Linked DNA regions of Mus musculus: regions 2, 3 and 4 are each linked to region 1. A link is a loop called in an ENCODE intact Hi-C map of the cell type or tissue named here. Cell type or tissue: heart. All regions are shown on one strand. Region 1 overlaps Ubtd1 (ubiquitin domain containing 1). Region 2 overlaps Mms19 (MMS19 cytosolic iron-sulfur assembly component). Region 3 holds the start of Pgam1 (phosphoglycerate mutase 1). Region 4 holds the start of Rrp12 (ribosomal RNA processing 12 homolog (S. cerevisiae)).

Evidence for each region. Hi-C counts contacts between places; a loop is a spot of excess contacts. Peaks named below come from ENCODE experiments on the same cell type or tissue, not always from the same donor. Only the 100,000 strongest peaks of a DNase experiment are listed, where the experiment ranks them.
Region 2: it touches region 1 in a loop (4-fold over the local background); 4 of 42 quality-filtered maps call a loop at or near these places.
Region 3: a loop joins it to region 1, with 3 times the contacts of the local background. A loop is called at or near these places in 5 of 42 quality-filtered maps.
Region 4: a loop joins it to region 1, with 11 times the contacts of the local background. A loop is called at or near these places in 9 of 42 quality-filtered maps.

What each region holds. Positions count from the first base shown.
Region 1 is chr19:42,023,150-42,031,149 of GRCm38, forward strand. All of the region lies in intron 1 of Ubtd1 (ubiquitin domain containing 1), which reads left to right. Among named protein-coding and RNA genes, the nearest start is that of Ankrd2, 8.9 kb to the right of the region's middle. In heart, no CTCF peak of the experiment used is centred here; a DNase peak (open chromatin) is centred at 3,202.
Region 2 is chr19:41,948,239-41,956,238 of GRCm38, forward strand. It overlaps Mms19 (MMS19 cytosolic iron-sulfur assembly component), which reads right to left. Exons shown (of 31, transcript NM_028152.3): 12 at 7,585-7,723; 13 at 7,181-7,335; 14 at 6,880-6,958; 15 at 6,495-6,620; 16 at 6,228-6,309; 17 at 5,679-5,779; 18 at 5,431-5,580; 19 at 4,169-4,324; 20 at 2,514-2,613; 21 at 1,743-1,845; 22 at 1,531-1,599; 23 at 1,217-1,343; 24 at 1-78. Among named protein-coding and RNA genes, the nearest start is that of Zdhhc16, 19 kb to the left of the region's middle. In heart, a CTCF peak has its summit at 4,278 (motif pointing left); no DNase peak of the experiment used is centred here.
Region 3 is chr19:41,911,214-41,919,213 of GRCm38, forward strand. It overlaps Pgam1 (phosphoglycerate mutase 1), which reads left to right and starts at 658. Exons shown (of 4, transcript NM_023418.2): 1 at 658-973; 2 at 4,392-4,666; 3 at 5,430-5,610; 4 at 6,393-7,452. The coding sequence starts at 835. The coding sequence ends at 6,562. In heart, CTCF peaks have their summits at 3,497 (motif pointing right) and 3,697 (motif pointing right); DNase peaks (open chromatin) are centred at 648, 1,338 and 1,688; H3K4me3 peaks cover 4,083 bases; H3K27ac peaks cover 2,987 bases.
Region 4 is chr19:41,894,203-41,902,202 of GRCm38, forward strand. It overlaps Rrp12 (ribosomal RNA processing 12 homolog (S. cerevisiae)), which reads right to left and starts at 1,951. Exons shown (of 34, transcript NM_199447.2): 1 at 1,737-1,951; 2 at 946-1,175. The coding sequence starts at 1,875. It also overlaps the pseudogene Gm46644. In heart, a CTCF peak has its summit at 4,819 (motif pointing right); a DNase peak (open chromatin) is centred at 2,019; H3K4me3 peaks cover 2,220 bases; H3K27ac peaks cover 859 bases.

The DNA of each region.
Region 1 (8,000 bases):
ACATAGTCATTCTGACTTAGGCAGTCTGAGTCAGGTGCTGGGAGTGACCACACACACACACACACACACACACACACACACACACACACACACACACGCGAGCGCGCGTGCGCTTTCACCACCTGTAGTGTTCTCTGTCCTGCCTTCCTCTCACCACCCTCCCTTTGGTGCCAGACACCACTCATTATCCAGGCCAAGCCACAGCAGCCACCATCATTATCCTCCCCCACCCCAGACACTGTGCCCTCTTGCTTTCTCCTCTCCCCAAGTCAGCTTGGCATCCACATTGAAGACCATATGTTAAGCTAACCTGTGTTAACCTATGCTGCGTTATGGCATTTCCCTTCCTGTTCTGCTATGTTTACAAATAGGATTTTTTTGGGGGGTGGGGGGGTTGAGGCAGGGTTTCATATAGTCCAGGCTGACTTTGAATTCCATGTACAGCAGAGAATGACCCTGAACAACTAGCTCATCCTGCTGCTACCGCCCAATTCTAGGTTTACAGATATGTACCCCACATATAAGTACGAATTGGGGTTTATGGTTTCCCATGCTGGGGATTGAACCCAAGGCCAGGCACCTAGGCATTAGCTTGGTAATACTCTGTCACTGAGCTGAGCCCCCAGGCTGTCCTCTAACCTCCATATTGCTTTGTGACCCATGCTCCCTCACACACATCATGCCTACACACACACACACACACACACACACACACACACACACACACCCTTGGTTTCAGGGATCAGACTTAAGTCAGCAAGTGTTTCCTCCACCAGGACCACCTGAGCTTTGTCAGCTTGCATCTGTGCTCTTAGCAGGCACTCCAAGAACTCCGGTACAGGAGCTATGCAGTGTCTCTTGGAGGCTCCTGCCCCTCCACTCACACACACACACACACACACACACACACACACACACACACACACACACACACACACGTCCTGCCCAGTCACAAGAGCTTTTGCTCCTGCCTGCTCACTCGAGTCACAGGAGCCCAGGACCTTGTCGCTCTTTCTTTTACCTCCTCCCATGGAGATGCGCCTTGAGCATAATTGTTGTGTTTACAGTCTTTTGTGGGCTACATCCAAAGCCGGGGTGTTTCCTCTGCTCCAGCTTCTAAGTAGTCACCACTGCATGTGCTGCTGTGGAACCTGCAGAACCCACCCTGGCCCAGGACGAAACTCACGGTGCTGCCTGCCAGTGCTGAAACTCTAACTGCTGCTCTCTCTTCCTTCCCATGCTCCCTGCTCACCCTCAGCTGGCTACCCCCAAAATACCAAGTGTCCTCTGAGCTTATTAACAACTTCCATGGTAATCTGATTACAAACACAACTAATTCTCATTGTAGAAAACTTTTTTAAAAGAATTATTTGTTTATTTTATATGAATACTCTGTAGCTGTCTTCAGCCACACCAGAGGAGGGCATGGGATCCCATTACAGATGGTTGTGAGCCACCATGTGGTTGCTGAGAATTGAACTCAGGACCTCTGGAAGAGCAGTCAGTGCCCTTAACCACTGAGCCATCTCTCCAGCCCCCAAAAAACTTTTGAGAATTTAACAACAACAACAAAAAATCACTGGTAACTGCTGCCATTCATCTATAGCCACTGTTCACATTTCAGTATAAATTCTTGCAGCCTTTTTAATATTTATATAATTATGCATACTCTTTTAGAAGCAAAAGCTGGGGCACAGAGCACTTGTTGGTCTAGAGCCTTTCCTCATTGTTACAAAGTGGCTGCCACTGATGGGTGGCACAGAGGGACATTTTACTTCTTTTTCTGCATAGTTCAGCTGTCCCAGCTGTCCCTGCATGAAACTGCTGAATAAAACCATTTATCTTGGGGATATGTTCTCAGAATACATTCCTAGAAAGCCAAAAAGTTAAGCCAAACTTTGTAGTTTTGACATCATATCAAATAAATAAGCTTAATAAGATTTATAACAATGCATTGCCATACGATTGAGTATTCATATCCTTTTTGAGACAAAGTTTCATGTAGCCCATGCTGACCTCAGACTCACTCTGTAGCAAGAGCAACCTTCAACTTCTGACCCTCCTGCCTCCACCTCATGAATCTTGGGGTTATAGACCTGTACCCAGTGGATCTGATACTAAGGATCAAACCAGGGCTTTGTGGGACCACCATCAATCAACTTCATTCTTTTTATAAAATTATTCTTTCATTTATTTCTTCATGTGTTAGTTAGTTAGCACAGCATCTTACAATGGAGTCCTAGCCAGCCTTGCATTTGCTGTAGCACAGGCTGGCCTCAGATTCTTGGCAGTCCTTCTGCCTCAGTCTCCTGACCAGTACAACTACAGCCAACTGTCCAATTTGATTTTAACGTGTGTGCATGGGTGTGTGTGTGTGTGTGTGTGTGTGTGTGTGTGTGTGTGTGTGTACGCGCACACTCGAGTGCGCATCTCACTATAGAAACACAGGCATCACAGACAAGCTCTACCTTTCCCAGCTCTTACACAGGGTTGGGGGGGTTGAACTTAACCTTTTTTGTTTGTTTTGATTTTTGTTTCTCTGAGACAGGGTTTCTCTTTGTAGCCCTGGCTGTCCTGGAACTTGCTCTGTAGACAAGGCTGGCCTTGAACTCAGAGGTCTACCTACCTCTGCCTCCCAAGTGCTGGGATTAAGGACTGTACCTAGGCTGGAGAGATGGCTCAGCAGTTAAGAGCACTGACTGCTCTTCCAGAGGTCATGAGTTCAAATCCCAGCAACTACATGGCAGTTCACAACCATCTGTAATGAGATCTGATGTGTCTGAAGACAGCTACAGTGTACTTATATATAATAAGTAAATCTTTTTAAAAAGGCTTGTGCTACCATCTGGCTGAGGTCCTTATTTATTATGTAGCAAGCATCTTACTCTCTAAGTCATTTCCCTCAGCCCCAGTTTGTTTGTTTGTTTGTTTGTTTTGTTCAATTCAGCTACCTACAAAATATCTTGAAAGTAAAATTTAAAAGCCATCATCAATTAACTTTCGTGCTTAGATGAAAAGCTTCCTTTTCTGGTTTGTCTGGATTTTGTCTGATTATACACTCCGGCACATAGGGCTCAGATATCCAGGCATGTGTCCTGTGTGTGCTCATGTTTGTGCCTGGAGAGCTGATATTTTTATGCTATGTTTGACCCACGATGAGGATCCAGGCTGGCCTAGAGATGCTGCTACTGCCCTCTGCCGGCCCACAGGAGAACAACACTGAAAGCTCACTGGCCTGATGGTACCTCCCTTCTGCTCCTGCCTCACCACCCCCTCATGGCTGAGGGAAGCGTGAAAAGCCTTGTATCCCAGGTCACTGTGGTGCAGAGAGGCTCAGGAACAGTGTCAGCTCACGAGTGAGAAGTGTATAAATGGCACTTTAGAAAGTTAGCTGCTGTGTGGGTGGAGGAGAGATAGCCCTGGAGGTTGCTTTAAGAGATATATGAGCAAAGCAGTATTCCCAAGGAAGTTGTGAACAAAGACAGCATCCCAGGTATAAGTGCGGGCTTCCAAGGTGATGCAGAAGCATCAGATGACAGACACCACACCGCCACGCTGTGTTTACGTGGGTTCTAGAGATTTGAACTCAGGTCCTCACAGTTGCACAACAGAATACCACAGGGTTGTTATTGTGAAGAGCAGTCCTTTACACAGCCCTTGGGAGAGGCACGTATACATAGTTACAGTTCAGATGTCCTTAGGGTCACAACTAAGTAACCTCAGTTGTCAGGCGCGGCTGAGGTAACACTTGAAACATCCCCAAGCTTTCCTGTGGCTTCTGTAGGAAGCCCATGATTAGCAGAGAATGAGGGCACATTCCTGTAACGCTAGCATGGTGAAGTCAGGGGAGGCAGGTTAGGAGTTCAGGGCCATCCTAGACTAGCTGAGACCCTGTCTTACAGGAAAGCAGTAAGAAAAGGAAGCAGTGCAAAAGGAAGCAGTGCTGACACTCAGGAGCCTCCTTTTCTCAGCTCTCAGCAGGTTAGGGGCTGCCATGTGCCAGACCCTACCTCTGCCCAAGCTAAGAGCAGCAGACAGCCAGAGAGAAGTATATCTAGCAACAAAGGAGGCAGGAAAACTACAGAAAGGTTCCAGAGGCCAATGAGCACTGAGCAGGGGCCAGAGGCTCATAATCAGGGTCCCAAGGGCATCCCCACTACTAGCCATGGCTCCTGCTGGATCTCAGCTCCAGCCAAGGAGTAATCACCCCCAAGACCCAGAGAGACAGAGGCAAAGGGCGTAGAAATCAGGAGAGATGGGTCCTTGCTCAAGGCAAAAACATCTTCAAACCAAAGTCCATCCCAAAAATGTGTTTTCAAAATGTGTTGCATTTCCCAGTGCCTCTTTACGTTGATCTTGCTTTGCTTTTTGTGGTTTGTAGGAAGTGTAGGGATTATTCTATACAATAAACCTGTAACCCCAACATGATTACCAGATAGCTCACCTTCTACCCCTGTCCCTACCAGCAGTGTTCTTTCTTGCTGGAGGAGAGGTGGTACGTGCACCTGGGCTCATTTCCGGGCTCTCTCTCCTGTTCTTTTGGTCTCTTTGTCCATTCCTGATGAACATGGCACAGGGCCTCCATAATGGTGGTGCTGGCTATCCCACTGTATCCCTGGCTCATAGCTCTTTCCCATTCATTCATTCATTCATTCATTCATTCATTCATTTTGTATCCCAATCAGTTTATATTGCAGCCCAACTCCCTTTTCCAGTCTCTGGCTCATGTTTTAAAGACTCTTATTGCTTAACTTTGCTAATTGATAACCTGTTCTAATTCCCAGTCTGAAAGTACTTGTAAGCCTGGTTCTTCTGCTGTTCTCTGGCTCTGACTCACACCACTGTATTTATTGCATCTTATGAACTCCATTGTTGGGTTCTTGTTTCTTTTGGTTTTTGAGACAAGGTTTCTCTGGGTAACCTAGATTGGCATAAAACTTACTGTGTAACCAGCCAACCTCAAACTTGTGATCCTCCTACCTCCATCGTTTGAGTACTGGAGTTATAGGCAAGACAGAGTCTTATCATAAAGCCCTGGCTGTCCTGGAACTCACTGTGTAGATCAGACTGGCCTCCTAGCTCACAGAGATCTGCCTGCCTCTTCCTCCCAAGTGCTGGGATTAAAGGTGTGAACCACTACACCGGACCTCTGTTGAGTATTTTCAAGAGCTGGTTTGAAGTTGTTTTCTGTGTTTCCCAGGAACATGTTCCATTTAATGTTGGCCACAGCTTTCCACTCACACAAAAAGAACTGTGTATTTTGGAGTACAAGCCATAGGACTTAGTAAAACCCCTCATTCTGTCTTCAAGGAGGCCATTTAATCTTCCTACATCTGCCCTGTCTTCTGTGAAATTGCATCCTAGTACCTACTGCCTCAGGCCACAAGGCTGGGATGGGGTAGGGCATGTAAATGAAAAGACATCAGTGGTGGTCTGTGAGTAGCGTGTTCTTGTACTGAGTAGCTGCAGTCCTGGCCACCAGTGGGGGCAAAACAGTGCAGCCTCAGCCTCGGCTACTAGCATGACCAGTTACAGAGCACAGCCTTGAACTTGCTTTGTAGTCAAGGTGAACTTTAATGCTTCACCTAGCTCCTGTGAGTTCTCAGCCCTCAGCTTTGAGATGGCTGAGCCTCCAGATGCCTGACAGAAGCCTCTGCCCCTGTCTTGACCATAGGCTGGAACTGTCTTGTAGATCATTTGGACCTGGGCACCAAGAAGAAATGACACTTAACAGAAATAATTTTCTTCAGATGTTGAAGAAATTAGTTGTTTATGACTTTTTAAAATTATTACATCATGAATACACCTCAGAAATATAATGATTATTTATATATACAGACACTGGAAAAAAAGAAAAAGTTCATTATATTGACATGGTAGAGTAATAAGATGTTAGTAATTTTATTTGTATGAGTGTTTTGCCTGCATATAAGTCTGTGTTCCACATGCATGCCTGGTACCTGAGGAGGCCAGAGTAGGACTTCAGGTTCCCTGGATCTGGAGTTATAGCCAGATGTGTTCCAGTATATGGGAGCTGGGGAGCAAACCAGAGCTAGTGAGACAGCCAGTGTTTCTTAACTGCAGAGCCAGCTCTCCAGCCTCAAAATGTTTTAGTCACGTGAAAAGTTGACATTAATATAAATATGAAGTAAAAGGATGATTGAAATCGTATATTGGCATGAAAATATCTTAACTCCTTTCGGGGAAAAGGATTGTAAAGAAATGAATTTAATATCATGATCCAAGTGCAGAGTACAGGAGAATATTGCACCTGTCTGCCTGCCTGCCTATCTCTCTCTTTATTTCTTTCTTTTTTCCTTTTTTTTTTTTATGACAGGGTTTCTCTGTGTAGTTCTTGCTGTCCTGGAACTCACTCTGTAGACCAGGCTGGCCTTGAACTCAGAAATCCGCCTGCCTCTGCCTCCCAAGTGCTGGAAGTAAAAGTGTCCACCATATTCCTTTTGAATTCTAAGTAATTTTTTCCCAGTGGCAGCATAGTACAGTGGTCAGAGGCTGGACTTGGAATCAGAAAGTCATGGGCTTAGCGTCTGTTTGGCTTTTGACGATAGACAGACTCCTGGTTTTCCCATCTGTTGGGTTGTTCTGAGGTGTAGCCACGCGCCAGGGTGCATTTCTAGTATGCAGAAAGCCTTGCCTTTTTTTTTTTTTGGTTTTTCGAGACAGGGTTTCTCTATATAGCCCTGGCTGTCCTGGAACTCACTTTGTAGACCAGGCTGGCCTCAAACTCAGAGATCCACCTGCCTCTGCCTCCCGAGTGCTGGGATTAAAGGCGTGCGCCACCACGCCCGGCTCTTTTTTTTTTTTTTTTTTTTTTTAAAGGAAGGAAAGAAAGAAGGCAGGCAGGTGAGGTGGGGCATTGAGTCTGAGGACTTTCCTGTGTTCTGGCATACTTGGCTGTAAATGGTTTGCGTTACTAGGTTTCTCCTTGTTTATGGTGTGGCTTTGGCTATTTATAAGGTAGGAAGCATATTCATGGGCATACGATGACCCCCTTTTCCTCTCAAAGCATGGGGGGTGGATCTTCCTATAAGGTAATTATTCCCATGATCCTCTTGAAAAGCTTAAAGATGGACCATAGCCACAGTTCGAACGTTCTGTAATGAAGTGGAGTACTCTGAGGATACAGATCTGTCATTAGTGCACAAGTCTGACTACTGGGAAAGTTCGCTGGCACCATAGTTGCTGGCACCGTGGGAAGACCCTAACTGCAGCCTCAAGGATGCTTGTCCATAAAGGGCGTCCTGGCCACTGAGCATTGCTGGGCACTGCTGGGCCTTCCTAGTTAACCCAGCTGGTCTTATTCTGTTATTCTTAAGGTATCTGTACTGTTTCCAGATTTCTTTTATGCTGAACATATACTTCTTTATAATCCAAGAGCAAGATAAAAATGTCCAATAACAAGCTGGAGGCAGTGGGACATGGTTATATTCTCAAACCTTAGAAAGCTGAGGCAGGAAGATCGTAAATTCTAGGTCAGCCATGAGATATTCCATAAAATAAAATAATAAACCTTTAACAACAGCAAAGGTTGTGCAAACAGTCCCTAACTTTGGATCTTTTCATTGTCTATCTGTCTTTTTTCTTTCCTTCCTTCTTTCTTTTCCTTTTTTCCTTCTTTCATTTCCTTTCTTTCACTTTCTTAATTTTTTTTCCTTAAAAAATCACATTGTCAAGGTTAGAGAGATGACTCAGTGGTTAAGAGTGCTTGCTGTTCTTACAAAGGACCCTGGTTCAGTTCCTAGCAATCTTGTATGGCTCACAACTATTTGTAAGTCCAGTCCCAGAGGCTCAGATACCTCCTTCTGACCTCTGAGGGCACGAGGCATACACATGGTGTGCACATGCAGCTAAGACGCCCATACAAATCACAGAAAGTTTAGAAACACATACCCATACCCACACGGAAGTCAGAGGGCAGCGTATAGGGGCTGGTTCTCTCCTTCCACTATGTGGGGTCCTGGGAACAAATGTAGGTAGTG
Region 2 (8,000 bases), 75 kb before region 1:
GATCACGGGAGGATTCAGAGGCCAGGCCCGCCTCCACTGTGCCCACAGCGAGCTGGAGGAACTCCTCCAACTGCTGCCCTAGAAAGACGAAGGAGGACATAGTGGTCTGTAGGTTGTTCTTTAAGGACAAAGGATGTAAATCGACCTGGTGCTGAGGACATACGAAGCTATTAGAAAAGGACAACCAAAATGGCAGAATGCCAGCAGGACAGACTGGCAGAGTGCAGTACTCAACACAGGGTGCTGGCCCCTGAGAGCTGTCTACTCCAATAAAGACTCACTCTGTGGAGGCTGGAGAGAGAGCTCAGCACTTGAGAGTACTAGGTGCTCTTGCAGAAGACTGCGGTTTGGCTCCAGAACCCACATGGCAGTTCACAACCATACACAACTCCAGTTCCCAGGGATCCAATGCCCTCCTTTGGCTCCTAAGGACACCAGGCACCCATGTGGTACATATAACAGGTAAGTTCTCATATACAAAAGATAAGCATCTTTTAAAAATATTTCTATGATCTTTAAGTATGTGTATACAAGTGTCTGTGCAGCTATGTATACTGAGTGCAGGCGCTCCTGGAATCCAGAGGGTGGCCATCATATTCTGGAACTAGACTTTTTTTAATATGAATTTATTTATTTATTTATTTATTATATGTAAGTACACTGTAGCTGTCTTCAGACACACCAGAAGAGGGAGTCAGATCTCATTACGGATGATTGTGAGCCACCATGTGGTTGCTGGGATTTGAACTCAGGACCTTTGGAAGAGCAGTCAGGTGCTCTTACCTGCTGAGCCATCTCACCAGCCCCTGGAACTAGACTTACAAGCAGTTGTGAGTGTTCAGACGTGTCTACTGGGAATTGCTCTATGAGCACAGTACATACACCTAACCCCTGAGCCATCTCTTTAGCTCCCACTTCCCCACATTCTTGATAGCAGCATGATGGAACGAGATGGCAGGAGTGACTTGAATCTCCTCCTCCTTCTTGAATCTCCTCCCTCTTGGACCCTGAAATGCTCTGCTAAACTCTAGTCTCTGATAAGACTGTCTGAGGACAGTGGGTGAAGATTAGTCATTATGAGACCCTTTAAGGAGAACAAGGACTAAATTTGTAGATTTCATCACTCGGTGGCCAGAGGAGGCTCGTGACCCAGCCTAGCCCAGCCCAGCCCAGCCTAGCCCAGCCCAGCCCAGCCCAGCCCAGCCCAGCCAGGTACCTGGAGGCTGCTTGTTGAGGAGCCCTGCAAAGCACTTAGTGGCGGCAGTGGAGGAGAAAGGACAGCTGTGGCCACAGCTCTGCTTCAAAAGCTCCCGCATGAGTCGGTTCAGCTGAGGGATTTCCACCTACAGAAAACCTGGCCATGTAATGGACCCAGAAGACACTTGAACTCTAAGAAATACTCAATAGAAAGCAACATCAGAGTTCAGTATGGAAAAGAACTTTTTTAAGTGGGGAAGCAAAAGACAGCTTAGCCTGTGAACTAAGCCCAGAGGTCATCTTAGTCCAAGAGTCTTAGCCGTGCTCACTTACATTTCGTGGCAGGGAGCAGACAAAAGCCGTAAGTAGTGCAACCAGCCGCCTCTGCCCAGAGGAGCCATCCTAGAAAGGAAGGAAGAGCCCCTTTGAGCCTGCCCACCAGCAGAAGGCATGTAAGTCCATATGACCACCACAGAATAGTCCGAAAAATGAAGTCTAAAGGATATAGACTCTAGGCTCACACATCAGAGATATTAGATTATTACCTGGAACGGCTGGAACTGGTCAGGGAAGCTGTTTTCAGGTAGAAAGGAAGTGTTGCCATCTAAGAAGAGGGGCACGATGCATGTGACGCTCTGGGCAGCTAGTCTGGAGACAGAGTACCAGGTGTCATCAAGCAGTTAGGGTATGTACACATTTGTGTGCAGGTGCCATGGTTGTCACATATTAATATGTTAATTTGGTACAAAAAAAATGTCTATTCTAGACCCTGATGGTATAGAAATGAACCAGACTGATCAAAGCTGATTAAGACTCTGGGCCTATAATCTTGTTAGGAATTCAATGCATACTTTTAAACAGTCCACCGGTGAGCCTAGGACTGAAAAGTTAGCTCAGTGGTTAAGAGCACTGAGTGGTTAAGTGTTTGCAGAGGACCGGAGTCTGGTGCACAGAACCCACAGGGAGGCTAAGTTCGAGAGGATCTGACATCTTTTTCTGTCTGCATGAGGCACTGCATGCATATGGTACACACATTTGCATGCAGGTAAAACACAATACACATGAAAGAAAAAGAAATAAACCTTAAAAACCCTAACAACATAAAACACTAACAAAACCCATTACCCCAAGGTTCACCTAATAGTCTATGGTGCTTTTGAGAGACCCTTTCTTTGTGTCACCATCAAACTTATAAAACAACTGCCCCCACACTTCCATACAGACTCAGTGGACAACTGGAAAAACACCATCTGTGGCTTCTGCCCAAGAATGCTGTCCCCTTCCTGGGGGACCAGGCCACTCATGGTTTTACTCACTCAGGGCTCAGATGGGTAGTGGCAGTGCCAATGACAGATGCCAACGCAGCCAAGACCTCATCCTCCAACAGTACTTTTCTCAGAACTGAGGATTCCTTCTCTGCAAAGAATAAGACCCACATGTACACCCACAGAACCAGAAGGCCACTAGTGTGGTTCAGAAACCCAACTTTGACCAGGCACCTTTAGTCTCGGCGGTTAGAAGGCAGATCTCTGAGTTCGAGGCCAATCTGGTCCACAGAGCAAGTTCCAGGACAGCTAGGACTACACAGAAAAACCCTTTCTCGAAGAAAAAGTACCTGAAATTTGGGGTCAAGGTTGCTTGTAGTATCAGCTTTACAAGGCTGAAGCAGAAGGGCTGTGGGCTTGAGGTCAAGCCTGGGCTGTGCTAAATAGTGAGACTAGTAAGGAAAAAGGAATTCTAAGTAGCTCTTGTCCTCCTCCTGACAGGCTAACTCCAGAGCATGTTTTAGAGTGAGTGACTGAGTGTGTGTGTGAGTGTGTGTGCGTGCGTGCGTGTGTGTAGGGGACGGTTTATGCACCTGATTGCAAGTGTCCTCATAGTCCAGAAGAGAGTATGAGATCCCCTGGAGCCAGAGTGGCAGGTGGTTATGAGCCACCCATGTATTGGGAACTGAGCACAGGTTCCCTGGGAAAGTAGCCAACACTTTTAACTACTGAGCTACTCTCTCACCCCTAATATTACACGCTATTTTTTTTCTTCTTTTGCAGAAAGGGAATCATCATGTAGTACTAACTAATCTGGAACTTGCTGTGTAGACCAAGCTGGCTTCAAACTCACAAGAGACCCGCCTAATTTTGCCTATTGAGTGCTGCTGGGATTAAAGACATGCAGTTACCATGCTTTTTTTTTTTTGTATTTTTAACAGTATCTCATGAAGTGTGGGCTATACCTGAACTACTGATCCTCCTGCCTCCACTTTCCACTGGGATTATAGGAGCACTCCAGAAGTTTAATGTACCCTGAACAAACGCTATGGGCTTAAAACCTCAAAGGAAGGCATAGCTACACTTGATCTGACATAGGGCACAGGACTAGGAACACTGCACTGTGCTTATGGTAGTCAGCAGTGGAAAACAAGGCTAATTGGACAGTCTTGGCACTGTAAGTAGAAATGTTGGCCTTCCAAAATTTTTTAAGACATGTGCTTATTTTTATTGAGTCTTATTTATAAGTAAGTATCATGCAATACTACTGTCACATTATCATTAATCCTTATCAATAACCTGTGATCACACAATATGTCACACACACACACACACACACACACACACGCACGCACGCACGCACGCACGCACGCACACACACACATGCTCAGCTTAACTCTGCATGTTGTAGTGAGGAAGTAGCATTCAGATACGGCATCTTGTAAAGTTAGCAAGCTGAAGATGAAACCCAACTGGACCTACTAGACTCCAAAGCTCAAGCCTAATAAATTAATAAAGCAATTACCATGTGCATCCCTTTGACTGATGCTATTACCACTCGATTCTGGTTACTGTCACTGTTCATTACAGTGGCATTTGTGCTTTACAGTACAACACACAGTGCTGGCAATATCCAGGAGGTAGTAGTACTGTCCAACGCTAGTAGAAAGCCAACCTACTACAGGATGGAAGCAGAGAAAAATCACCTGGCATTGAAGCCTGCACAGCCAATGCAAACAGGCAGGGTACAGCTGTCTTGTGGAAATACCAGTAGCTCTCAGGGTCCTGCTGGCATTTTTCTGCCACCTGCTGGAGACTCTGACAGACAGCAACAACTTCACTGGACTCTGTAACCATATTCCCTGTGGAGGATAACGTCAGAATTCTCCTTAGGGTTTTCTGTAAAGCACTTCCAGGTCTAGGGGTGTTTTGCCACCATGTCTGTGTACCGTGTGCATGCTTAGTGCCAACGGTGCCAGAAGAGGGCATCGGGGTCCCTGTGACTATAGTGACAGACATTTGTGAGTTGCCATGTGGGTTCTGGGAGCTGAACCAGGGTCCTTGGGAAGGGTTTTATGTATCCAAGATGTCCATGCATTTCTGATCTTCCTACCTATCTCCACATCTGAGTGTTGGTATACAGGCAGGAAGACCTTGCCTATCTGATTCAGTGCTGGGGATGTGGCCCGGTGTTGCATGTGTTCTAGACAGTGCTCTACCAACTAAGCGACATGCCCAGCTCACGGTGCAACTTTTATACACACAGATAGAACAACAAGATCTCTAAAATAGAGCTGCGGGGCAGAGGATGTGTACTGTGTAATTCAAGAAGAGTAGCTCATTCAGTTTTTTGAAGATAATGAGACTGACAGAGTTGGACTGAAATCCAAGTATCAGACTTTTCTTTCTTTTATTTTTAACGTTTACCATGTCCACAAGAAAAATTTTTTTTTCATGTTTCAAATATTGGTTACCGGAAAGGAAGTGAAAGGGAGAAGAGGGAGAGGGTAGATACTGTGTGCCACACGGGATTAGAAGAATAGCTTTTGTGGGTGTGCACGGTCTCTGAATCAGCTACGAGGGTGAGCCAGGAAGCCCCGAGGATCCTCCCAAGAGATATAGTGTTCAACAGGATAACTAAGGATGACAACGGTTTCTAGAATATTGCAAAATACCAACTAGAAATGACTCTCAAGACTTCCGAGACACCAAAAGGGTTGATATGTAAGCTAACCGTAGACCACTTCCTTTCTTATGGTGTATTTGGATGAAACACCGAACTGTACAACCATAAATGTACATCCGCTTACTGTATAGCTATATTAATATAACCATATAAACAATCACTAGATATTGGTTTTAAAGAGCTTACCATGTCACTGCTACGTACAACTACAATTACAACTTACAGGCCCTAGACCAGGGTTCCATTTAGTCCTGCCCCTTGATGAGTGTTACTGCTACTTACCTTTGTTTGCTTGACAGAGATGCTGCAGTAGCAGAGGCAGTGTCTCCTTGACAATGCTGGGATGTGTTGAAACAGCTGACAAAGCTTGCAGACAGCGGAAATGCCGGGAACATTTGGTGGGACCATCTGCTCTAGCCACATCTGACTCCCCTGAAAGCAATTGGTGAGATAAGTTTTCCCTGTGTGGTGGTGTGAAGGCCCTCTCAGAAAGCCCTGCTGGCAAGGGTTGGAACAGTTAGGACACATACCTTTATGCAGCTCCTCAGCAAGCTTGGGGAGCAAGTGTCTGCTGAAGGCTCCAGGATACAGAGTGGCCAGGGTTCCTGATGCCTCCAGTGCGGCCACCCTACTGGGGACAATGAACAGCATTAGCAGAGCCTTGGCCCATCCCTCTCTTCCCAAGGCCTGGGAGCAGGAAGCTCCACGAGAATGGGCTATCATGGATACCTTGCTGAAGAGCAAGACCCAAGTCCTACAACACTTGGTTGGACAGGACTTCTTTTTTTGTTTTTGTATCGTTTTTGTTTTTTGTTTTTTCCTTCTTTTTGAGCCAGTGTTTCTTTGTGTAGCCCTAGTTGTCTTAGAACTCTCTGTAGACTAGGTTGAGGTCAAACTCACAGAGATCGGCCTTCCTCTGCCCTCTGAGTGCTAGGATTAAAGGCTTGTGCCATTGTCTTTCTGACCACTCAGGAGCCATAACACACAGCACAGAACTCTGGCCCTGGCTGCATCTGCTGCTACTGATACAGAGGTGGGGAACAACTGCCCAGGATACCTCAACTGCTTTAGATTCTCACCAACTCTGGGAATCTTCCTCCAGGAAGGTCAGTCGGTACAGGTGACCTACTGCCAGCTCCAAGTCCTCAGCAGACAGGAGACCTGCAGTTAGAGAGAACACAACCTGCATCTGTGTGTCCTTGTAGCCACCGCCCTCCCAGGAAATCCTAGGAGAAATTACAGCACCCAGTGCCGCAGTGAGGACAGGGAAACACTGCTCTTCACTCAAGACAGAGAATGCAAGGAGGGATCAATGCCCTCCTTGTCCTTTCTCCTGTGACATGTACCTGGCTGGGCACCCAAGACTGTGAGCGTCCGGATGCCAACAAGCTGAAGCTGGGTGCTGGGGTCTGTTAGAGCCATGAACACCAATGAGCATAGCTGGTCTTTGAAGCTACTCAGAGGCCTTTCATCTAGGAGAGACAAAGGCCAGGTCAGACGCGCTCACACCCATCCCTGACTGCAGTGCTGCAGACAACGTTGGGCAGATTTTAAGAGCTGGGATTCTAGGAGACATGCATTGGAAAATGGCAATGCCATCAGTATAATATTGCACTGCAGCCTATGAACATGGCCACTCTCCTGGACTCCTCTCTAGTACTCTGTCCTGCTGTACTTCTGGGCTACAAGGCTCAATAACTGCCCAGGATACCTCACTCCAAGTGACCTCACCTCTGTCTTCATAGCTCCATTTCTGCTGTAGCTTTAGGAATCCCAGGATCATTTCAAGGATTGTCCGACGCTGGTTGCTCTGTGATATTTCAAGGAATACTGGGGTTAGAGACTATGTTAAAGGATTTCAGCTCTGCTATTCTAACAATGAACCTTTTACTTAAGACAGAGACTATGTGAGAGTAAACAAGGGAACAAGCTAAGGCTAACAGAAAACCCAGATCTATCTGAGACCAAACTAGAGTATCAGTCTCTCCAAGAAAGGGACCACAGGCACCCAAGTCTCATCTGTCGCCCTTACCTGGCTGTGCTTGTGGAACTGTTCCAGCAGCAAGGGAAGCACGTTGCTGGTGAGGTGCTCACAGGCCCGGGCAGACGCACCTGCAGCTGCCTGCAACAGCTTAGCGCTAGGCCATACAAGTTTCATGTCTGGTTCACATAGATGGTGCCTGCAGTCTAGAGAGGCAGCAATCACAGACCTGGGGAGTAGGCCAAATATTGCCTGTTTCCCCTTTAATCATAGAGGTTGGAAACTGACACCTGGAACTATTTGCTATCAGTTAGCCTCTAACTGCTCTCAATACAAGTAGGGCTGCAGCCCCCAAATTATTGGACATGTGGGAGCCACCCATAAAGGACCACTGGCCCAAAGGAATATCAGCTCTAAGGTGCTCACTCCCTTCGCTGGCTCCACAGTCCCATTACCTTGAAGGATGTTGCTGAGGAAGGAACCAAGGAGGTCCTCAGCATCAGCTCTCAGCACAGAGCAGGACAGACACGCAGTCAGGGAGTGGAGAGCTGCCAGGCCCTCTGCCTCTACTCGCTCACTAGCAGTCTGGAAAACCTGTCAGGAAGGGATCCCATGGCTACTGAGGTGAGCTTGTACCAGCTAAGTCCCCACCACTCCACTGCCTTTCTTCTTGGGGTGCAGAAGAATATGTACTTGAGAATGTTTGGGGCACAGCAATGAAAATTAAAAACCCAATCTACTAGTATCATCTTGGTTGGTTATATGTTCAACAAGTCTTTTACCCCACTAGGAATGACATACTGCAAGAAACAGTTACCCACATAGAATAGAGATTATTGTGACCCTTATTTAAGTCTCTTTCTCTCTCTTT
Region 3 (8,000 bases), 110 kb before region 1:
TTTGTACAGCTACATAAAAATAAATAATAAATCTTAAAAAAAAAAAAAAAAAAAAAAAGCTGTGCTCTAACTGGCGTGATGAACCACGCCTTTAATCTAGCACTTCGGTGGCAGAGACAGGAAATCTCTGAGTTCTAGGCCTGGTCTACAGAACTTGTTCCAGGACAGTCAGGGTTACGCAGAGAGACTGTCTCAAAAAAAAAAAAAAAAAAAAAAAAAAAAAAAAAAAAAGCAACAAACTAGAAACAAAAAACAACAAAACAACCCAAAAGAACAATGTTCTGTTGAAGGGAAATAGCAACAACCCACGTTTAGGTTTATAGAGTATTTTACAAGTGAGGCTGAGACGTCTTATGACTTGTCCGAAGTACAAGTTAAAAGGAAAAGGGTGTATATTGGAATTGCGCAGGGATGGGACTGTGGCCTGGCAGGGCTGAAGAACTGGTCAGAGGATAGTTGATCATCCCTAAAGAGGAAGCGCGGCGTGTCCAGTCGGCGCCTGGAGCTCAAGCTCGCAACCAGCACCCTCCGCGCTCCTTGCTTACGTGCGCTCCGTGACTGCCGGGTAGCACGCGGGTACCGCTACGTACAACGCATGCGCACTGCCGCCGCGGTGCACTACACCCCCCCCTTAGCAGGCCGCAGAACTTGCCTGAGGCGCATGCGCACACGGGGCGGGCGGCGGTCTGTCGAGCGAGTGGAAAGATTTCGGGGAGAAAGTGCGCGGAAGCGGGGCGGGAGACTGTAAGTGCGCAGGCGCGACCGGGGCGGGGGGCGGGCTGCGAAGAGAATCTCGGCGATCCTCAGTTGCTGCTGCATCCTCTGCCCGTCGCCATGGCTGCCTACAAGCTGGTGCTGATCCGGCATGGCGAGAGCGCCTGGAACCTGGAGAACCGCTTCAGCGGCTGGTACGACGCCGACCTGAGCCCGGCGGGCCACGAGGAGGCGAAGCGCGGCGGGCAGGCGTTGCGAGGTACGAGCGGGACGAGCGCTGTGTGGCGTACTGGGCCAGCACCGGCCTAGGGGTCGCCTGAGCCCCCGGGCCCTCTCGAGAGGCGGGCACTTCGGTCGGCCTCTGCAGTTGAATTTTCATCTGGGGAGGTGAACGCAGGGTGGGGAACCCGCTTGTCAAGGTCACCCCGTTAAGTCTGAGAGTCTGTGCCAGAAAGAGGGCACAGCCGCCGCTAGGCTAAAATCTGTTCTTCCGGTCCGAGCAGCCCCACCTGTGGCGCCCAGGACCCTTTAGGGTACCACGAGGGCCTAGGGCGCCTGGCGGACGATTCCCCGTGACATCAGTGGCTGTACCGGAGTATACTTGAGGCGCCTGCCCATCATGGCGAAGCGGCAGGTCACGGGCTCGCCCTGGGTAGTGGGGGGGTGTTAGGTGGGGATGTCTAATGGCCTTTGAGACAACCTGGAAACCGCGTGCTTCGGAGAGCTTTGTAGCACAGCAGCAAACCACAAAACCGAATCCAGGAATGTGAGTGGGTGATTTCAGTTGATGCTCTCTCCAGCCCTATGAAGCAGGCAGATCTAATTTCCCTCCTTTTTACCTCTCTCCGTCCTCTTGTTATAGTTTAGAAAAGTGACTGGAAAGATTTGTCCAAGGTCATACAAAACTTAGTTCTAATCCAGTGTCCTTGCCCCATTTCTGGGTGGAGTAACAAGTAAGTGTGAGGAACTGGCGGGCCCTTGGCCAAGGACAGAGGCAGAGCAAAGGGTGAAAGCGTCCAGGAGATAAGCTCGCCTTTGCCTATCCATGCTGGGTGCCCCGCACCACCCACAGTTCTCTGTGATTTTGGAATGCTAATAAGAAAGCAAGGCCTCCCCGCTCCCTGTAGTGAAGAGGCACTTCTCTTGGTGATTAGGGCACATCCTAACTTGGACACGGCAGTAGCTGTGTAAAAGGGTTGCTCATGCCTACCTGAAGTGATCTTGTGTCTTGGTTGCCCTCCCTAGCTTCTTGTACACCCTTTTCAGATGAGGGAAGATTTTGAATACGAATTCCTGAGGCAAGGAAACATTGCTTTTTGAGATGCATGGCCTATGTAGGAGAGGCTAGAAAAAAGGAAAGTACTGGTTAAGGAAGCCATTTTCTTGAGCTCTGTGCCATGAAGCACTGTGTAGACCTGTGGTAGTTTGCTTATGCCTAGCTCAGGACAAAGTTAACTGCCTCTGTTCTCTGGGTATAAGATGATTATACGTTGAGCTGGAAAATAACAAGATCCATTTCAACCTTAAATACTATAGCACTAAGTTTTAGAACCTCACACGTTAGGCGCACATGGTGTTGCATGCCTGTAATTTTTCTCAGCACCCAGGCAGCTAAGAAGGGAGGCTATAGAGCATGGGCCAACTTGGACTACACAGCTGGACTGTCTTTATAAAGCTACTGTAAGTTTAGCATCTCCCAGAGATATCACAGATGATTAAAGGATGGAAGATTAAAAGCAAAAACCGACTGAGGGCTCCTGTGGATAATTGAGTAACAGAAAAGACCCAAGGTGCATACCATTCATTCCACCAGTGTTCCTCCTGCAGATTTCAGAAGGAAACTAGAGAGGCCTCCATGCAGCCTCAGGCGGAGGAAGGCCAGGGGTGAGGGGGCGAAGGGGGGGATGAGAGTCCATTGTCCCCCTGGCTGTACTTTGGATTAAATGGGTGTGTCTTTGTGCTTCTGATGCTATGGCATTCTTGCCAGGGTCCTCAGGGGGTACCACTTTGTCCTTGGGGACTATTTGGAAATAATTGCAGTGAGACAGCAGCCTGTAGCATCTCATCACGGGTGCTGAGGCTTGTTCTGTGGGTGACTCAGCCTTTTGTTGGGGAACATCCCTCCTCTCCTGGTTAAGGAGATGGTGAAGGCTGTGATGATGGCTGTCAGTTCTCATCAGCTTGTCCAGAGGCTCGGGGGTGAGATTGTCTTTCCTTGTGGGTGGTAGTGGTTTTCCTGGTATTAATCTTCCCTGTCCCCACTAGCTGGTCTCAGTGGCCTCATTGTCAGTTGACTGACTGGCAGGAAATTTTACTTCTTTTTTTTAATAACTGTTGCTAGTCTCAATATGAAGCAATGCCCAGAAAAGTTTGTGGTTAAACTTGAAGAGGGCCTTGTGTGCTGGTGAACACAGGGGTGTGTCCTGGGATAAGAAAAGGGACAGCTCCTTAATTCAAAAATATAAAGACAAGTCCAACTAGCTAGGCTTGAACTCAAGATTCCCCCAGGCTCCCTCTACTGAGCTGGGATTAAAAACATGCTGCCGAGCCCAGTGCTTGTCTTTATTTGCTTGTCTGCTAAAAATGGGTTGAGAAGATAGTAACATCATAGGATTCTAGTGAAGACGAAATCACAGTGTGGTATGGGAGCATGAGCCCTTTAGAAAGGTTAGCTATGACTTAAAGAGTTCACATGTTTTAAAGATTTATTTATGTATAGGAGTACACTGTAGCTGTCTTCAGACATACCAGAAGAGGGCATCAGATCCCATTACAGATGACTCTGAACCACCATGTGGTTGCTGGGAATTGAACACAGGACCTCTGGCAGAGCAGTCAGTGCTCTTAACTGCCAAGCCATCTCTCCAGCCCCAGAGTTCATAATTTTATGATCCTTTTTCTTTTTCTTTTTTTTTTTCCCCTTTTGCTCCTTCCTGGTGTAGAAGGCTTAAGATTTATTTTATGTATGTGAGCACAATGTCACTCTCTTTAGACACACCAGAAGAGGGCGTCAGATCTCATTCTAGATGGTTGTGAGCCACCATGTGGTTGCTGGGATTTGAACTCAGGACTCTTGGAAGAGCAGTCAGTGCTCTTAACCACTGAGCCACCCCTTCAGCCCTTTATTTATGATCCTTTTTCACTAAAACAAAATTAAACCCATTTTTCTATTGAGTAAGCACAGGTCTGTACACATGTGCATGCCTTGGGGTGCATGTATGGGGGAAGGACAACTTGTGGTCATCACTCCTTCCACTGTGTGGGTTCTGGGGATTGAACATGGTTTCAATCAAAATGTGTTCAGGAGTTAGAGTAAGATGTATAGCCTCAGGTTAGTTGGTTAACACTGCATTATTGGAATTATTGGAGTCAAGAGGAAGTGTGCTATTTGCTGTAATGTAAGTCGACAAAATTTCACTCAAGGGATGCAAGGATAATAAATGCTTTGCCAAAGAGACTTCTGTATAAAATCCTTGGAGCTCATGTTAGCCTTGCTAGCTTCTCACTTGGACTTTTTTCCTTCTTTGAGACAAGGACTCTTTGTAGCCTGGGTTGTCCTGGAACTTGCGGTGGAGGTCAGGTTGACCTTGAACTCACAAAGCCCTGTTGTCTCCCTAGTACCAGGATCACAGGCATGTGCCACAATACCTGGCTCATTTGCACTTCTTAATTTCTAGATGCTGGCTATGAATTTGACATCTGCTTCACCTCTGTGCAGAAGAGAGCAATCCGGACCCTCTGGACAGTCCTGGATGCCATTGACCAGATGTGGTTGCCAGTGGTCAGGACTTGGCGCCTCAATGAGCGACACTATGGCGGTCTGACAGGTCTCAACAAAGCAGAAACTGCTGCTAAGCATGGTGAGGCCCAGGTAAAGATCTGGAGACGATCTTATGATGTCCCACCGCCTCCCATGGAGCCTGATCACCCCTTCTACAGCAACATCAGCAAGGTATGGTTACCGATGCAGGTGCGGTCAATTCATCAGCATTGAGTTAGCATGTGGGCCTCACTCCAAGTTCTTATTTTCCAAGTCTATGTGTATGGGTGTTTTGCCTGTATATATTGCCTGTATATATTGCCTGTATATATGTGCACACATGCTTGCCTAGTGCCTTTGGAGGTCAGAAGAGATCAGATCCTGTGGAGCTAGAGGTGGTTGTGAACCTCTGAGTGCTGAGAGCCAAACCTGGGTCCTGTGGAAGAACAGCAAGTGTTCTCTTTTAACAGCTGAGCATCTCTCCAGCCCTAGGCCTCTTTTGTGTCTACATCTTGTCATTAACCTTATAAAATTACAATAGTAATAAGTAATATAACTCCCATTGCTAAGTAATGACCTTCACTTGTTATAGGATTTAGTTAGAAGTTAGTATTGTATCTGAGAGGGTACCTTCTTTCCACATCTCCACTGCCATTTATAAAGCCATTTCCAGCCTTCCCAAGCTAGCAGCAAACTAAAGTGAATTGGGAAACCTTGTTTGTTTTGTTAAACCTCTTCCCTGGATTCTAAATTATGTGTTTTGGATTGGGAAATGAGGATGCAGAGCAGTGACTACTGATCATCTTGTTCAAGTTCTGAGCTGCATTCTGGACCCTTGAGGGAGATGTTCATTAGTCACGTAATCCCTTAAGATCAGAGCTAGGTAGAATTGATAGACATGAAGTGCAACTTGGAATAACTGGCGACCTTGAAATAAGCCTTTGTTGTTGTTTAGGATCGCAGGTACGCAGACCTTACTGAAGACCAGCTCCCCTCCTGTGAGAGCCTGAAGGACACTATTGCCAGAGCACTGCCCTTCTGGAATGAAGAAATTGTCCCCCAGATCAAAGAGGGGAAAAGGGTCTTGATTGCCGCCCACGGCAACAGCCTTCGGGGCATCGTTAAGCATCTGGAGGGTAAGTGTATCTTCTTCCAGGAGTCCGTAAGGATGATTAAACACAGCTGTTAGCATCAGACTGAGTTTTGTAGCAAGGAAACCTCTGGGGAAAGTATGATAGTGCAGATGGACTTAAAGACAAACTTGTTTCTTCCTTTCTCAATCTACGGTCTGCCAGCAGGATGTGGTGGCTTACACCAGGGAGGCTGAAGCAAGAGAATCACTTAGAGTTCCAGGCCAGCCAGGGTTATATAGTGAGACCTTGATTCTAAGGCAACAGGAAGTGCGTTACAAAATAGTGACAGTGGGCCTTTGACACTCTGCTATATATAGGATGTTCAGTTCAGAACTGTCACATGCTAAGTGACTCTATGCATTAACGTACATGCTTACTTGCTTTAGGAGTGCCGGCTGAAACTGTGATCATAATGATGCAGGTCCTAGAGGCCTTGAGGACCTAGAGGTGCAGGTGGCTAGGCTATAGGATGTTCCAGGAGAACATAGTCCTTTCTGCTTTTCCACATGTACTTTTGTAGGGATTTCTGTAGTGTAACTTTCTGCAGTTTGTTGGTGGCTCATCTTAGAATCTTGTATACTTTAGTCACTCTTTCTAATGTTAAGAGGCTTGAAAGTTGTAATTGGGGGCTGGTCCATGGGGCACTAGATCCACTAAGATCCACTAGATCCACAGAAAGGATGTTTTGTTTGTTCCTACTTAAGTGCTTTGCTATTAGTAGATAAAGAGTAAATCTATAGGGGATGTGGACTCTTTCTTGTGGCTGAAAATGGTGGCTCTTTTAGGTCTCTCAGAAGAGGCCATCATGGAGCTGAACCTGCCCACGGGCATCCCTATCGTCTATGAACTGGACAAGAACTTGAAGCCCATCAAGCCCATGCAGTTCCTGGGAGACGAGGAGACCGTGCGCAAAGCCATGGAAGCTGTGGCTGCTCAGGGCAAGGTGAAGAAGTGAAGGCGAAGAGGCAGACTCCTACCCCGACACCCTCCCTGCCTGTTCCTGCCTCCTGCACCCTCCCCAGCACCTGCCACACTGACTATGTCTTTAGGATTTTAAGTTTAAGTTGTAGCTGCAGATGGGGGCCTGTGGCTCCCGTTTTCATTGTAGTATTTTATCCCCTGCACCCACTCCCTTCATAGAATCTAGTCAGAATAACGCCTCTGGGGGTGCAGGTTCTCGGACCACATCGAGGGACAGCTCCCTGTACCAGGAGAGTTGAGAGATAGTAACTATAGTTTTTCTTAGGTCTTTGTTTACTAAGGGTCTGCTTAGGAAGAATTCAGGGAGGAACTGTGCTGTGGTGTGACCAATGAAAAGCTGCAGTCCAGTTTTGTCCCTGGAACCTGTCCTGCACTCTTCCTGCAGTTAGGTAACTGGGGGCATAGTCATTCCAGTGGAGAGTGGAAGTAACCTCATGGTGATTTTTAACCCTAATTTCTCTCTGACCCTAAAGGAGCTGCTGGCCCTAGAAGGTTGGGATCAATCTTGTCAAGTCTATGTTACACTTACTTTTACAAAAAAAAGTATATATACATATTATCAGCACACAAAAGCAACTCTGAGGTTGCTAGTGACATTTGAAACAGTCCTGTGTGGTCACCAGAAAATAAGCCATTCCTCATATCAGTGGGATAAACTCCTTGTACCTCTTGCTGTGTTTGGATCCCTTGGCCTTGTTTTGTAGAGGTGAAGTACCCCTGGATCATGTCCGAGTTTTTGTCTTTCACTGTCTGAATCATGTTCCAGCTGCTTGACCCTACCGTGTGGGTTCAGAGCTCGTTTGGGCGTAACAACTAAGTCTCTTTCCAGATCAGTATAATAAAGGAGTGATGTGCAATACTTTACTGTTTGTCTTGTGTCTGTGGTCTGAGAAAACCACAGCATTCAGTTTGAGATGCACATTAAGTTCTTGTTTTAAAGGTGCCAGAGGTGGCTGGCTACTTTGAGGGATCCAACATCCTCTTCTGGCCTTGGACACGGTGCACAAACATACTCACGGGGAAACACCCATACACATGAAAGTACACCTCACCAGCCATTAAATACACTGACGTAACCAAGTTGGGAAAGGAAACCAATAACTGTTGGATGTCCAACATGGCTTCCCAGAATCTCCTGTAGAGTTTAAGAATGAAGGATTGGAGGGGTGGCTCAGTGGTTAAGAGTACTTGTTGCTTTTGTATATAACAAAATCAAACCATGTGGGTTTGATTTCTAGCACACACCCACATGGTGCACATACAATACATACATACATACAAACGGGTAAACCAAAGAGTAAGTTAAGCATCAGGAGGCCTGGCAAGATGATGGCTCTGTAAACAGGTAAAGCACTTGCCATTTAAACCTAGTGACCTGGAGTTCAATACTTGTACTCACGTAAAGGTGGAAG
Region 4 (8,000 bases), 130 kb before region 1:
TATGAACAATGCCCACTGGAGAGACTCAAATTGGGAGACTAGCTATAACACTTTAGTCTATTTATATCTCTTTGTATCATTTAGCATTTTTTTAAAGATTTATTTATTTATTACATGTACATACACTGTAGCTGTCCTCAGACATCCCAGAAGAGGGCATCAGACATGTGGTTGCTGGGATTTGAACTCACGACCTTCGGAAGAGCAGTCAGCGCTCTTAACCGCTGAGCCATCTCTCCAGCCCCTCATTTAGCATTTTTAATATTCCTCATTTAAATAATAAAAAAATAAACATATTAACTTTGAAATGTCAATTAAGTAAAACATTTTTCGTTAAACAAAACAGATCCCAAACCACAGTTATTCACCATGAACTTGAACACTAACATCCCTGGAAATACATGTAAAGATTCCCGTTTGAAGAACAGCTGAGGAGACAAAGGTTGACAACATTTCTACCCTCAGTCTGGCTCAGCCAGTAAAGTACTTGCTCCCAAACCTGACAAGTTGAATTTGATCCCTGAGCCCCACATGGTGGAAGGGAAGAGAAAGGTCTCCCTAAAGTTGTCTTCTGACCTTCATGCCCATGCTGTGACACGCACAATCAAAATTAATATGCTTTGTTGAGCATGAAGACACAAACCTTTGACCCCAGCACTTGAGAGGCAAAGACAGATTGCTCTCTATGGCTTTGAAGCCAGTCTGGTCTACAAATGGAAACTTTGTCTCAAAAAAATAAACAAAAAAATTTCAAACATATATGAACATTAATTACCACACACGATTTTTAAGGGGACTCTGCCCAAGAGTGTATGTGAGGGGCACAAAGGGTAAGAGAGATGACACATCATCCAGAAATACCAGTTGCTGTCACCAGAGCTGTATGAAAGTCATCTTGAATGTGCCCTGCCTACTGCCCTACAAACTCAGCAACCAATCTCCTACCTCCTTGTGAGCAGCTGAGTTGGATTCCCAGAAGCGCTGCACTTTGCTGAAAGTGACATTTGTACAGTCAGACAAGCCACTCAGAAACGTGCCCGAGGACTTCTCGGTGAAAGCCACCTCTGGATCTTGGTCCATGGTCGTCTCAGGGGCTTGGCTTTTGCCCAGGCTCAGGGTCCCCGACTGCAGCTCATTATGCAACTTCACAGCATCAACAGTCAGGTCGCTCTTTCCTGAGAACCAGAGTAACAAGGTAATGGCCCCATTTCCACCCAAACTTCCTTTAGCTGAAGGAACAGAACCCCTAAGAAACAAACCAGAGGGTTTAGACCCCCCCAATCCCAGCGGCAGGATTCCAAACCAGGCTTGCCTGCACAGCCCTGTGTACGCTTGCAATTTTCAAGGCCAAGAGAAAGGAACCCCAGATCTGTTTCTGCTTCCCTGTACTAAAGGCACAGGGACATCCAGAGCCAGGGTCGTATACTGTACGGAGACACCCGAAGGCTGAAGATGTGGGTTAGTAGTTGAGTGTTTAGTTAGCGTGCACAAAGTCCTGGGTTCGCTCCCTGACACTCCCTCAACATATACATAAATCTAAAGGGGCATCCAAGGGTAGTGACGGCCGTGTCCCTGAGACCGCGGTATCCTAGACAAGTCATTTCCCTTCAGAGGACAATTTCCGCATCTGTCAAACTCGAGGGGCGGGCCTTCACAGTGAGCGCCAGGACTGACATTACAAAGTGGCAGGCCGAATGCCACAAGATGCCGCCCAAGGAGTCCCACGGCCCGGCTACCTGACGGGCGGCTGAAGAAGCGGCTCCGAGCGGCCTGGCGATGGCGGCAAGTGGCGGGGTTGCTGTCGCTGCTGTGGCCTTTCTTCCAGCGCTTCAACTTGGCCGAGACACCAGAGGGCAATTTCCCCGAGCGACCCATGTTGACCAAACGGTGGCTCGCACTCGCCCAGAGAACAAGCGTCCACACACGCCGAAAAGACAGCAGAAGCCACGGCAGAACCCACGTGTGTGTCCTCAGCCGGCTCCGCAGCCCCTTCCTCTGATGTCACTTCCTGTCTCCAATCTGTTACCATGGCAAAACCAATCAACATCCGTTCTGAGGCTTCCTATTTGCTTTGCGATCTTAACGCTGGGGAAGGAGTTCTGGTGTTTCGGATGCTGTGTGGGCTCCTGATGCACCGCCAAGATTCGTGGCCGTGAAGGAAAACCTTGTAAAACGGGAATTTCTTTGGAATTAAAAGACAAATTTATATTACTCTCAAAGAATCAGTTGTTCAGCCGGGCGTGGTGGCGCACACCTTTAATCCCAGCAGAGGCAGGTGGATTTCCGAGTACGAGGCCAGCCTGGTCTACAAAGTGAGTTCCAGGGCAGCCAGGGCTATACAGAGAAACCCTGCCTCGAAAAACAAACAAACAAACAAAAATCGGTTGTTCAAGCGGAGCGGTGGTGTCCGCACGCTTGTAATCCCGGCAAACTGGAAGACTGTCGTGAGTTTAAAGCCAGCCTAGTCTCCACACTGCGAGATGCAAAATCCTGTCTAAAAACAAAAATAACAAAATAAATACATCAGTAATCCCAGCGCCTAGGTAACAGACGTTGGTTGATCTCCGTAATTTCAAGGCCACACTGCTCTAAATATTGAAATAGTGAACTCCAAGACATTCAGGGCTACACAGTGAGAACCTGTCTCAAAAAACAGAAACAAACAAACAAAAAACCCTAATAAAGTTTAAAAAAGAAAACAATAATCAAAAACTATGGATGTATAACAAATGAAAACATCTTGGCCTCACGAGAGATAAAAGCAACAACTAGTGCCCACGACTTGCTTTGCAAATTGAAACCACAACGGAATAACGACAGAAAGGAGCAGTGGTGGTGCCCTGTTGCCAAGAACACAGCCCTGATGTCTCCATGTGCTGCTGTTGGTTGATATGGGCACTTTGGGAAACTAGTACTATTTTTAAAAGATGTATTTCTTAAGTTATGTGTACACCCGTGTGATGGTATGAATTCAGGTGCCTGTGGAGGCCGGAAGCATCAGACCCCCTGGAGCTGGAATTACGAGCAGTTATGAGCTGTCTGAGGGTGCTAGGAGAAACCTGTCTCAGGTCTTCTGCAAGAGCTGTGTGTGAGTACACTATCACTGTCTTCAGACACACCAGAAGAAGGCATCCGATCCCATTACAGATGGTTGTGAGCCACCATGTGGTTGCTGGGAATTGAACTCAGGACCTCTGGAAGAGCAGTCATTGCTCTTAACCACTGAGCCATCTCTCCAGCCCTAGCATGAACTCTTCACTGTTGTTAATTCATCTCTCCAGCCCCTGCTCCCTGTTTGTATTTTGAGGTCTCGTGTGACCTATGTTGGCCTTAAACTCACAGCAATTCTTCTGCCTCTGCTTCGTGAGTGATGGGATTGCAGGCATGAGCCCTAACATCTAGCTTGGTCTAGTAGTATCTAATAAAACATATGTCCACTCTACCCAGCAATTCATTCCTATATATACACCCAACAGAGACGATTACTTACTTGCTAAAAAAGAGATAGTTGAGAACTAGAAGTGACCAAACACCCATCAACAGAATAGGTCAGATTCACTGTGATATAATGATATGTAATGGAATATTTTATCATTTTTAAACAGCAGCTTCTGCATAGTATACACAGAGATCTGCTATGTGCGTGTATGATTCAAATTAAATGGAAGACTCCAGACATAAAAGAATGTAGCCAGGCAGTGGTGGCGCACGCCTTTAATCCCAGCACTGGGGATGCAGAGGCAGGTGGATTTCTGAGTTCAAGGCCAGCCTGGTCTACAGAGTGAGTTCCAGGACAGCCAGGGCTATACAGAGAAACCCTGTCTCAAAAAAACAAAAAAACAAAAAAAAATGTGTATTGTATGATTCTATTAATTAAAAAAACAAAAGGACCCCAGTATTGGAATCTGGTACCAGCTGAGAGTAAGCACAGTAGATGTAGTTATAGTCTAATATCTTAGGGGTTTACATAGATGTATTCACCAAGTAATGGTTGTGTATTATATACTTACCTGAATGTATCTTAAAAAATAGAGGGGCTGAAGAGATGGCTCAATGGCCCAGCATCATACTCTGGTTTGCTTCTTTTCTATTTATTTATTTATTTATTTATTTATTTATTTATTGCAGAGGGAAGGGATGGGATAATCAAGCCCTTGCCATGTAACACATTCTTCTTTTGGATTCATGGCAATCCTCCTGCCTCTGTGTATGTGAAGGGCTTGAATTACAGGTGTACACTTCAATGTTCGGCTCATATATATTTTACCCTCTATACAATACTAAACCCACTGAGCTATCATTTGGAGTCAATATGAAAATGGCTGTCCGTTAAGTGACTTTTCTCACTGCTGGGACAAAATGCCCAACAAAGCTATTTAAAGAAGGAAGAATTTGTTTTGGCTTACAGTTTGAGGGAACAGTCCATTGTGGTAAGGAAGACAAGGTGCTAGGTGTGTTGAGCACATTGTGCCTGCATTCAGGAAGCAGGGACAGACAGACAGACAGACAGACAGAGGCTGATGGTACTCGCTTTCTTCTTATCCAGTCTTAGCCCATTGAATGTTGCTGTCCACATATTCAGGGTGGGTGTGCCCCTTCAGTTAAACATTTCTGGAAATGGCATTAGGCACACCACACACACACACACACACACACACACACACACACACACACACACACACACACTACAACCAGAAATTTGTCTTCTAGGTGAGTATAAATCCTATCAAGTTAACAATTAAAATTAACATGGAAAATTCCAAAAAAACAGGTCACGGTACTTGGCATGAGCATAGAGTCACATTGTCACCACAAGAGGGAGCATTTCAAGCAACCTGGGCTATACCCATATGGAAAGGCTGAAATGTTGGCTAGAGTAGAATTTTGCAGGCCCACTCTTCTTGCTCTTTGGTGAACAACACAAACCTCCTCACCTCCAAACTGTGTGCACAAGAAGCACGCCTCTGCCCCTCACTGCAGGGATCACATCTTGGTGAAGTACCAACTTCCCTACCCGTGAATTCTATAACTGGCTTCCGTCAGGAAGATCTATCAAGTCCAGGATTCCTCACACCACATAAGCCACGAGACACCACCCATAGGATATCACTACTCTTAAACCGTTTGAACCAGGACTCCTGTCACCACTTGCTGTGTGACCTTGAGCAAGTCACTTTATTCTCTGTAATAGCTATTCTTGGCTGTCAACTTGACTACCTCTGGAATGAACTAAAACCCAAATGGTTAAAGCACACCTGTGAGGGATTTTCTTCTTAGAAAACAAATTAGAAGTGGGAAGATTCACTTCTAATCTAGATCTTTGTTTTGGTTTTGGTTTTGGTTTGGCTTTTGGGTTGTTTGGTTTGGGGGGTTTTATTTTGTTTTGCCTATTGTTTGTTTGTTTGTTTGTTTTCTGTATTTTTAAGGCAGGGTTTCCCTGCATAGTTCTGGCTGTTCTTGAACTCATTCTGTAGACCAGGCTGGCCTCGAACTCACAGAGCTCTGCCTGTTCTTGCCTTCTGAGTACTCGGATTAAAAATGTGCACCAGCACCACTGGGCCCCCATTGTGGATCCTTGAGGTTAGAAGACACGCCATTAATCCAGATCTTTTAAGAAGATCCAGCTTGGATCTTGGCCACGCCTTCTTCTGGCAGCCTATATAGAGGATGTGGACGGAGGAAGCTTGCTCCCTCTTCCCTGCTAGCCAGTCCAGTCCTTCACTGGCTTCAGAACCTACATCCTTGGGATTCTGGTGTAAACTGAAGACCAGCTGAGACATCCAGCTGCATGCGAACTCAACTACTGGATCCTTGGACCTTCCACTGTTAGATAGCCATCGTTGGACTGGCTGAGACACAGCCAGTAACCCATTCTAATAATCCCCCATATATGTTATACGTATTTGTGTATATTTATTATACATTTATTAGTCAGGATGCTCTTGAGGGACAGAATTTGTAGAATGAATAATAAATAAATCTCCAGGCCTCAGATTGTTCTAATCTGTAAAATGGGCATGATACAAAAAAAAAAAAAAACCAACATGCTTGCTCATAGGTTTCACAAAAATTAATAGGAGCATGAAAGCAAGGTGCTGACCACAGGGAACATGGCGAGCAGGCGAGGAGTGTGAACTGTGGAGCTGTCATTGCTGTCTAAGAAACTAGCCTTGAGTTCCAGAAGCTATTTATGATTCAAGCTTAGGAGAGCGCAGCCAGCCTCCCCACTTTGCAAACAAAAAAAACCTGGTCTCAAAGGGTTCGATGACTCCCCAAGGGCACACTAGTCGAGCCGATAGCTGGGCAAAGGCGGGAGAGACAACTGTTGGTAGGCACATCTATAAAAAACCAACAGTGAGGCTCCAAGGGAGAGAACAGAGCTACTGCACCCAGAGAGCTAAGGGCAGAAAGAGCAGGAAGGTCCTGCATAGGTCAGTGGTTTTGTAATCTGTTAGGCCACCAGGCAGTAGGAAGGGGAAATTAAAGGTTAGCCTCTTGTCCCAAACAAAGAGGAAGTCTGTGGCTTGGGTGTGTAATTTGGAGCTCTAGCTAGCTCTAAGGATGGAGAGAGCCTCTATTGCTCTAAGAGGCTCATCAGAAGGAACTGAGTGGGACATAGTTGCTACTAAGTCCTAAGAAGCCTGGGTTTGAAGCCACATCCTGCTATGTGACATGGGACAGGTGACTGAATTTCAAAGTTTCCGTGTCTCAAAATCTGTTTGCTGTTATGTGGCTATGATAAGGCAATGCGTGAGAGGTGTTTAGCATCCCTTTCCACATGGTCCCTGCCGGGTAGATGGGCTATACTGAAAGGCTCAAGGAAGGCAGAACCGCGCCTCTCAAGTCCAGTGGCTTCGTGGAGGAGGGGAGTGAGCTTCAAGCAGAGGACAAGGTAGAATGAGGCTAGCCCATGTCACCTGTGAAGAAGAGTTATGTCACTGGTTAGTCAACTGCTGGAAGTGGGGGTGGGGGTGGGGATGGGGGGATCAGGCTATCACTATAAGGTTCCTCCTGGAAGTCCTTCTTACATCCTGGATCTAGGGACTTACCCAACAGAGAGATCAGCAGAGGGGCATATTAATCAGAAATGGGACCTAGGAGCCTAGCTCCTTGTATCTTGTTTTGTAAGGTAGATGTGGGGTGTGAGGGCAGAAGTAGACATTCTTGATCTTGCTGTGGGTTTCAAGGAAGACACTGAGATGAATTTGGGGGGGCTTAAGGCACTTATTAGAAGAGTTATTAACGCCAGGTGTGGTGGCTAAATACCTTTAATCCTAGTTCTTGGGAGGCATTGACAAGTAGATCCTTGTGAGTTTGAGGCCAGCCTGGTCTACATATCAAGCCCAGGATGCCAGGACTAAAGAGACAATGCTTTAAAAAAAAAATCAAAACTCAAAATAAGGAATTATTAATGCCACGGGGCAGACAGCAAGCAAGCAGTACAACAGTTTGCAAGGTGGGAGTAGAGGTATCCTTGAAGAGAAGTCAGGCCCACAAGGAGGCAGTGGGCAACCTTCTCATAGGTCTCTGAGGGAGGCTAAACATTTCACAGCAGGGTCAAGCAGCCAGGCTCTTCAATTCCTTAGCAAGCTGTAGGGAAAGGGTTGAGCAGCCACCCAGCCCTTTGATGTATCTGAGCTTGCAAACTCACTTCCGCAACTGAGAAATCCAGGCACCTGGGAGTCTGTGTGCTAGAGATTCATAACCAGTGTTCTTGGCAGGATGCCTGCTGGTGTCTAAGGATGAGAGGGGCTGTAACTCTGGCTGAGCAGCAGCCAGGCCTCTGATAACTAAGGCTGGTTCTTGCCTTTGTTCTCTGGCATCCCTCTTTCTATCTCCAGCGCTGCAAGAGCCCTGTGTTTTCATCTGGGATGGCCACTCCTGTGAGACTGAGCTCCATGGCCCAGGACCCCTAAACACAGGCTTGTCTTCCTCGCAGATAGACAGCCATCTTGGACTTCCCAAACCGCTGCATACTTTCCCTCCGGAGAAGCCAGGGC